2 separate regions of the Homo sapiens genome follow, and region 1 is linked to region 2. A link is a contact called in ENCODE Hi-C or POLR2A ChIA-PET data. All regions are on one chromosome and are shown on one strand. Each heading gives the region's core, a stretch centred on a gene start or an enhancer-like site at or near the end of the contact. The rest is flanking DNA. Distances are from core to core; before and after follow the strand shown. Region 1 overlaps HLF (HLF transcription factor, PAR bZIP family member). Region 2 holds the start of TOM1L1 (target of myb1 like 1 membrane trafficking protein).

Evidence for each region. Hi-C counts contacts between places; a loop is a spot of excess contacts on that map. ChIA-PET counts read pairs that join two places held with the same protein, here RNA polymerase II (POLR2A). Pooled maps may share reads with other maps.
Region 1: a loop to region 2 is called in a pooled map, with 4 times the contacts of the local background. The contact joins the enhancer-like site here to the promoter of TOM1L1 in region 2. A Hi-C loop is called at or near these places in 1 of 168 maps with a recorded cell type or tissue (Calu3), 1 of 37 single-sample maps with no recorded cell type and 6 of 50 pooled maps. POLR2A ChIA-PET finds 5 or more read pairs at or near these places in 1 of 52 experiments (BJ).

Annotation. Positions count from the first base shown.
Region 1 is chr17:55,294,261-55,298,477 of GRCh38, forward strand. All of the region lies in intron 2 of HLF (HLF transcription factor, PAR bZIP family member), which reads left to right. Among named protein-coding and RNA genes, the nearest start is that of HLF, 31 kb to the left of the region's middle. RefSeq lists silencers at 1,708-2,002, 1,728-2,022. Within about 2 kb of position 1,416, at least 4 of the 41 ENCODE cell types and tissues checked have a DNase peak (open chromatin) inside an H3K27ac peak, as active enhancers do.
Region 2 is chr17:54,899,359-54,903,653 of GRCh38, forward strand. It overlaps TOM1L1 (target of myb1 like 1 membrane trafficking protein), which reads left to right and starts at 1,494. Exons shown (of 16, transcript NM_005486.3): 1 at 1,494-1,565. The coding sequence starts at 1,508. LOC124904033 (a long non-coding RNA gene) reads right to left here and starts at 1,379. Exons shown (of 2, transcript XR_007065854.1): 1 at 1-1,379. RefSeq lists a silencer at 1,169-1,508 and enhancers at 1,589-1,698, 1,719-1,808.

The sequences.
Region 1 (4,217 bases), core at 166-2,665, 390 kb after region 2:
ATATGGTCAAGAGAATGTGTCTTTCACGAATAGATTTTCTCCTTCGACCATGGTGAGAAGTCCTTGTAAAGAAGCATACATGAATATATGGATGTGTTGGGCATCAGCTGTGCGTGTGGCCCTCAGCCAGGTGAGTGGAGGAAGTTGGAGGCATTCAGTGTTCACCTCCATGTGCTTTTCAGAGACATACCTGGTGAGCTGTCTGCAGATACACAGCGTAGTGGGAGAGATACGCACGTGAAAGCAGCACAGGGCATGTAGCTAGCACTTGGTAAATATTAGTTTCCTTCCCCTTTCTGTGTGTAAGGCAAGTTGTACGAGCAAAGCATCCGCAGCTCAGAATGCAAAAATAGATCTCCATGTGGGGATGTGGCCTCTTTTCCCCAAGTGTGGACCAGATGTCAGGCCGCCTTGTGAGTACTCAAGGAATGTTACGGCTTCCTTCTTCAGGACTTCACTGCTTCTCTCCATATGGAGAAGGCTCCCTTTCCATGCACTTCCTGGATCTGAAAAACAAGAACAAGAAAGAGGATGGCTCTAAAGTCTCAGGAAATGGACCTTTCTATATCCTCCCTTTTAAAAAGCATTTGTATGTAGGTTTTTTAGGTCTTGCTGTCAAGTCGGATACACAGCTGTCATCTGTTATATCGGTGATTTAATAACATAATAAAAATTTATAGAGAACCACAAGCTCATGGATGTTTGTTTTGGAGTGCATTTATTCATCATTAGTATGGGTATTTTTAATCATTTACTGAGGGCCTAGCAAGGTGCTGGTAATTCAGAGATAAGGAAGATGTCATCCTTTAAACTTGAGAAGCTTATGAATGGCGAAGAGATATAATTAATTGTGAATGGAGTGTGGTAGATAGCATCAGGTTGTATATGAGGTAGAATCAGGAAAGCAAGAATGGCCAGCTCTGAATAGAGTGAGGAGGGAAGATGGGAGATGATCCTTGAGTTGTGTCTTGAAGAATGAGCAAAAATTATATTCATGGAAAGAAAGGATACAATATAAGTGACTTGTTGAGTTTTTCTTGGCTGATACTAAGAATGAATTTTCATTAAATATGCACCAGTAATTCACAGGAAATGATCAGGTCAGAATGTTATGGGACATTGGTCTGAAATATAATGAGAGGGGAAAAAAACAGAAAATTTAAAACGTTTATTTATGATGGCTAATATTCAGAGGGGCTAACTCCCTCCTGCCCAGATAAGGAGAACTTTGCCGCCTGGCAAGGGACCTGCGGCTCTGCACTGCCAGGGCAACAGAACCACACGTCTCAAACGTGGTGTTTAAAGAAGATGTTGGAAGGTTAGAGGCGGTGTAATGGATGGGATTTGACAGTTGCTGTGGCAACACACCCACTTCCAGAACATTAGTGTTAGTGGGAGGGCAGGCAAACTCGTGGTACTTGCCCTGGGCTGCCCTATGTCCCGTACCACCTGTTCTATGCCAAAGGTATGAACAAATTCAAAAGGACAAATGCCTCACATGGCTGATGGCTGCCTGCCTTTGTAGAACTGACCCTGGAATAAGATAAGAAGATGAGTAAATCAGAGAAAAGACAACAGGGAAATAGCGTGGAGGAGGAGGGGGAGGCCAGAGCAAGCAGTGTTAACTCCTTTCAGGTCAACATTTCCCAGGGTTATATTAGAATGTATTGACTAACTGGTAGATTTTTATGGGGAAAAAATGCATATGGCATCTGTGTGTCTAAAATGCCCTTGATAGAAGCAGTAGTGTAGAATGCTTTGGGGCATAAATAGTCCTTAGAGTAGCAAAAAGACAGGTTAATGCAAAATTGGTTGGACAGGTTTTGGTTGGAGGCCTGAGTGATTGCCTCCGGAGCACCACCTTCTGGGGAGTCATGGGTATGACATGGTGTGAATATTCCTGAGGTGTGGGTGGTTGGTTTCCTTACAAGGTAGGGTTTGCAAGCTCCTTACATCCACAGGGGCTGTTTCCTCTGGACCAGTCGTTCTCAATCTTGGCCTCACATGAGAATTACCAGTGATTTTTTTAAAAGAAATTTAAACATTTTATTACAAAATTAATATACGATTGTTGTAAAATAGGACTGTATAAAGAGTAACTTGAGTTCCCATATTCCATTTCCAGATTTAACTGTCCACAGTTTCTGCGTACTCTTCCAGACGTTCCCTTTGTGTTTATAAGCATTTATATACATATATATGGGGGTGGGTGTGTATATATTGTGTGTATGGAAATATGGAAATATATGTATATGCATACAATACATAGTGTTATGCATCTTGCCTTTTTCATTCAATATTTTTTGGAGATTTTTCCATATTAATACATATAGATCTGCCGGCTGCATAGAACCTATGATCTGGATATGCTATAATTTACTTAACAATGCCTCTAGGGATTTAGATTGTTTTCATCGTTGGATTCCATTCTTTGTACACTTGTGTGGTATATCTAAAGTTTTCATTCCTAGATGTGGAATTGCTGGATCAAAGTGTGTAGGCTCCAAAAGAATTGAACTAGTTCACACTCCCACTAAAAGTGTGTGAGAAAGCTGTTTCCTCTTCCATTCAAAAAAATTTTTTTTTTTTTTTACAGAGCCCAGGCCCCATTTTCAGATCTTCTGGGTGAGGTTGGAGGGGAGCTAAGTATCTGTACTTTTACAGAGCTCCACAGGTGAGGCTGATCTGTAACCAGGGTTGAGAACTTACATATGTTCTTATCTATGGCCTTAGATAGAGGGTGTAAAATTAGGAGACGCAGCTCCCACTGATGATGCCTGGGTCATGTCCTTTCAGATCCAAATTGCAAGATCTCCTTTAATGTGGTTAATTGGGAGAAATTGAATGACCCATTTCTTCTGAAATTTCTGTTAAACTGGAGGTCTTTATTTAGACAAATGTAAACATTAATCCATCTTTATTAAGATAATGTATGATTAAAGCAACAAGGTACCATCTAGGTTCTGTTTGATACTTTTCTTGTTATTCTGTAGTTATTTGTTCATAAACCATTTTTTCTTCTTATAGGCTTTCAAGGAAGAATTATCTAATTCCTTTTGGTGTGGCCTCAGATTTCATTAGCAGTAGGTAGAGTTTGTAGTTATTGAAAGTCTTTCTCTTATTTCAGTTTGAAATGTTCCCAGGTTGGCACATAGCTTTGGGAACTGGAAGTGTCTCTTTTCCCTTGCTTAGGTAGCCTCAATAGATTGAAAGAAAATGGACATCTCTTCTTCAGAAAACCTGTTCTAAGAATTATCCATCTTAGGAAATTAGGGTGGTTATTGCTCTTCTTTACTGCCTGCCTGAAAAAAATTTCCCAGCCCTCATTTCTTTCATCCTTTCCTTTGAGGCCATGACTTGTCACCCTCTGCTGTGTTCCTCTGTCCCCTGAGCAGCTGTAAGGGGTGAGAGTCACCTACCCTCACCCCTTACACTCCCACCAACCTGAGGACCACGTGTCTTCATCTAACAGCATTTCTTTTTTTTTTTTTTTTTTTTTTTTTGAGATGGAGTCTCGCTCTGTCACCCAACCAAGCTGGAGTGCAATGGCGCGACCTCAGCTCACTGCAACCTCTGCCTCCCGGGTTCAAGCAGTTCTCCTGTCTCAACCTCCCAAGTAGTTAAGATTACAGGTGCCCACCACCATGCCCAGCTAATCTTTGTATTTTTAGTAGAGACGGAGTTTCGCCATGTTGGTTGGGCTGGTCTCGAACTCCTGACCTCAGGTTATGTGCCTGCCTCGGCCTCCCAGAGTGCTGGGATTACAGGTATGAGCCACCGCGCCCAGCCAGCATTTCTTTCTTTTCCTGTTTGAAGAAACTGAGTCCTGTCTACTCCCACCCAGCATTTGCCTGGCATATCTTCACAGTTGGTCTCCTTATCAACCAACTGACTCCCATGATTAGGTCAGATTAGATCCCCTGTTCAGGGGATTTATGTGGGGAACTACACACTGATTGGGACAGGATTTTGTCAATGTACTCAAATGACAAAGGACTTCAGAGATGTTGGAATATTCTTGGTCTACCCAAAGGTTGCAGACCACGGTGGCATTTCCTTCTTATATAGGTCCTGGTGGGCATGGGCTTGAGAAGCTGAAAGAAGACGCATGGAACTCAGAATCTGATCTTTTGATGATGACTTCATATATATGGTCTGTTTACCCACGAGGCACACAAACCTTACCTTATGCCTGTGAAATATAAAGGCAGATTTTT
Region 2 (4,295 bases), core at 244-2,743:
TCAACAGTGTCAGCAGAGGCTATAGTGATGAGTAAGGAAGTTGATAAACGGCAACATCTGAAATAGCTACTCGCCCTGAATAGGCAGGTGGAGAATATTAGTTACACGTGGGACAAATCCCATTATGAGACATATCATCACAACAAGAATATTTCATTCTAGATTTTAGAATCCCAGGTTTTGGCTCACTTTGGTCAAGAAAAATTATAAATAATTGAGTTACAGATAATTAAATGTTAGCCTCCTGGAGTGCATGGCAATTGGTTTTGACCTCTATATTAAAATTCACAAGACCACGGACATAAGTCAAAACAGGTCCCCTTCGTCTCCCTAGTCACCATCTCCAGGGCTAAAAAACAGACTTGAAATGGGTGGCAGTTAGACTACAGGAAACAGGATCTACAAGCACCAGGAGCTCATCTATGGCTATCTGACATCGCCTGGGGACACCTCACTCTCTGGCAGGCTCCTGCTGGCTGGAGATTGTTAACATCGCCAATCAGATGTTAATTGAATGCAAAGGAATAGGAAATAAATTCTGGTTCTGAAGGGGCAGCTGGAAAGGTGTTGGGCTTCTCAGATTCCAACCTACATTACAAAGCAGGCCTAAAGCCAAGCATACTCCTTGCCAGAAGAAACGGAAAGCCCCTCTCCCGTTTTTAGAATCAGGCTGGAAAACACGGCTCCCAGAAGGTGGGGTTAGAAAACAAGAGCTTGCGAGGCGGCGCCCTGTGGTCCCTCGAGGAAATAGTAGAGAGACAAAGAGGGCCTGCTCCTGGGAAGCCCTAAATTCGAAGCCAATCCTTCCTCCTAGACATGACCACAACTTTAAAGGGCAGGGCGCACACCTCCCCTCCCGGATCTCTAGGACAAAGGCAGGTCGAGGGTAAATATTTCTAGTTATTCAGTATATTCAGTGGCTAACTATTTATTTTGTGGGTACCAGACACCGACATAATCGGTTACGTCCTTCCCTTAATTCTCATAATTCTGAGGTTTGTGTTATTAACCCCCTATTATCTTTGGTCTACCCAGGGCAGCCAAAGAGGCGCAGAGAAGAATGACAAGGTGCCCAGCAAGCGGCAGGATCAAAGCCTGGGTCTCTAATTCCCAGGCTGGAGATTCTGGGCTGCCTGCTCCTCCTGCACGGGGCGAAAAGCCCACCTGGGATCCGAGCGGGCGGCCGCGCCACTCTCGCAGGCTCCATACACCCGCCACTACCCGCCTGTACCACCTGCAGCCGGCAGCGCAGCCTCCTCGCGGGTCCCGCAGGGCGCGCTGCAGGTGCGCTGGGCGTCCCGAAGCCCCGCCCTCGCGTCCCTGCCCCGCGCCCAGCTCCTCACGCTCGGTGCCCGCGCCCCGCAGCGGCAGCGCAGAACGCACCGCCTCTGCCAGAGCCCGGGAAGCGCTCGGGCGAAGAGGAGGAGCCAAGGGTACCGAGCGGGTGGAGTCGGGAGCCGGAGAGCGGTGGAGGCGGATTTCCTGGGCCCGGCCCTCTGGCGCTACCATGGCGTTTGGCAAGAGTCACCGGGATCCCTACGCGACCTCCGTGGGCCACCTCATAGGTAAGGAGGCGCGGGGAGAGACGCCCAGGCAGGCAGGGGACCGTGGGATCCTTTCCTGCTTGATCCATTCTCGGCCTGCAGAGGACGGAGTTAGTCCAACTTGAAAAAATTATTCCCCTCCCCCCGCAACTTTCCCAAGGCACCCGCATTCCACCCGGCCCCCTTTCGTCGTTTCCTTCTTGGCCAACTCACTGTAGAACCTCAGTCCTCAAAAATGTACCTTCCTTTCGATGCCGCCTGGGGAGTGGAACCAAACAGGTGAACCGCGGGAGTCAGGCATGGAGTGTTTGGGCCTCCACGAGGAGACACCAGAAACTTCTCGGTAGGGGAAGTTATTCCTAAAGGCACATTCTCCAGGGCACGGTATTGTTATGCCCGTTTTACAGATCAGAAGAGGAGGCTCTGGGAGACTAAGTGATGTGGCCTTACTGTGAGGGGCAGGTCTCCCCAAACCAGTTTTCTCTAGTGCCAAGCTTATACAACCTGGATTACTTTTCTGGGTAAACAAAGAGAATGAAAATGCTTGGCATTGGAGTGAAGAGGAGGGGAACATAGGAGCCATCTGGGGCCACGGAGGTCTCTCGCAGGCCACTAGGGACTACACCAGCATCCACCTAAATGATTTCTCTCTCCTCCGGATGTACCTTGCATGATGTATGTAGAAGCCAGTGATTGGACTCCTACCAGCACCAGCTCACTGCTCCTTCTTTTCCCTGATTCCTCCCTTGGGAATTGGGTGTGGCACGAGTGCATATTAATGCCAGGCAAAGTGTGATGATGTCAGGAACTTAGTGGGGTGATGAAATCGTGAGAACCTAGTAGTTGTAGTAAAGAGGCCCAGATTTGGAAAATTTAGATCACAGCTCTACTAACTGCTGTGACACCGAACACACCACTTAAACAGAACCTTAGTTTACACATCCTTATAAGATGGTCAGAGTAGCTACCATTGAGGAGATGCTTTCCCTTAATGGCTGTGCTTTTTTGGATATTAGAATGAACCCCAAGCAGAAATGGATTCAGACTGTGTCTTCATAGGCAAACGAAACTTCAGCAGTTCTTCTGCTTAATTTTTTAATTCTGTAAACATGGACTAACTGTCAGCTATGTGCCTGGACCTGGATCAGGCACTGGTGAGGCCAAGGTGAGACGTGGTCTCAAACCTGAGGGAACTCACTTTCTTGTAGAGAAGACGGGCACAGTTTTGTGTGGCACCTTTGCAATGCAAGAAAATGCAAAACACACAAAACTTAGGAGAAGGGAGAAATGAATTCTGCGTGGCTTTTGAAGGGTGAATAGGAGTTTTCTTTTCTAGGGAGGTAAGCTTTGTCCATTCGGTGCCAGATTCAAGTTTTTTGTTGTTGTTGTTTTGTTTTTGTTTTTGTTTTTGTTTTGAGACGGGGAGTGACACCCAGGCTGGAGTGCAGTAGCTCTCGGCACACTGCAACCTCCGCCTACCGGGTTCAAGCACTTCTCCTTCCTCAGCCTCCCGAGTAGCTGGGACTACAGGCACATGCCACCACGCCAGGCTAATTTTTGTATTTTTAGTAGAGATGGAGTTTCACCATGCTGGCCAGGCTGGTCTCGACCTCCTGACCTCAGGTGATCTACCCACCTCGGCCTCCCAAAGTGATTGGGATTACAGGCGGGAGCCACCGGGCCCCGCCTCAAGTGGTTCTTTTCCTGGATTGAAAGCAAGCTAAACTTTGGGGTTCCCCCAAGCAAGTCCTTATTCTTCCCCTTCTCTATCTTTTTTGTTTTTTTCTCCATTTCCCCCAGAACCCGGTGTTTTCATGCTTAGGGATCTTGTCCTTCTCTTAGGAAGATGTTAGCGCATTCATACTGAGTGTTCCATTACCCTTTCCAGATAACATCTTGTATTCTTAAAGCGGCTGTCTGGAGAGGGAAAGATGCCTGATTATCTAATCATAGGGTTCCAAGTGCAGAAGCATTCTGGTCAGCCTGGTGCAGCTGTGGTTAGTTTAGATGCTTATTATTATTAGTTCGGATAGTTATCCAGCGCCAGTTTGAAATAATTAAGGCTGAAAGTAAAAGTGTATGCAATGGAAGTTTTTACATAGTTGAGGTAAGCAGTGTCTTTGCAAGTATTGGTTGAAGTTATAATAATTGGTAAAATTAGAAGGAATCGTGAGATTAAGATGATAGGACAATAAACGTATTACTTTTATTTGGAGTTGTGCCAATGTTTTGGCTCCTAAGAACAACGGATTACTTCTCTCCTTTAAAAGTTCTTTCCTCCTGTCCCCCCAGAGAATAAATTATTTTTAAAAACAAACAGTGGGACCAAACAACCTAGATTTGAATGCCAATTCTACTTCATACTGACTGTATAACTTTGGTAATTTCCTAACCTCTCTGAACTTCTATCTCATCATCTCTCACAGTGGGTTAAATGAAATTGCGTATGATAAAATACTTAGCACTATGCAGTTCACCTTCTAGGTAGCTGCTCACTAAGCCCTAGTTCCCTTCTCTGAAAGCCAGGCAGGCGGAGATTTAGCTGGCCTGGCCTGGGCCTGTGGCCAGCTGTTGTGCTTGAGGTCTTTATTAATAGGTCACTCATTACTGTTGCTGCAGCAGCACTCTGAACTTGGGTTCTGATTGATTCCTGAATTACTGAGAACTGTTCCAAAAAAAATCACTTTGCCCTTTGGCAATGTAAACTTAATGACACTTGCTGGTGCAGCCTAGGCAGATTATTTCAGGAAT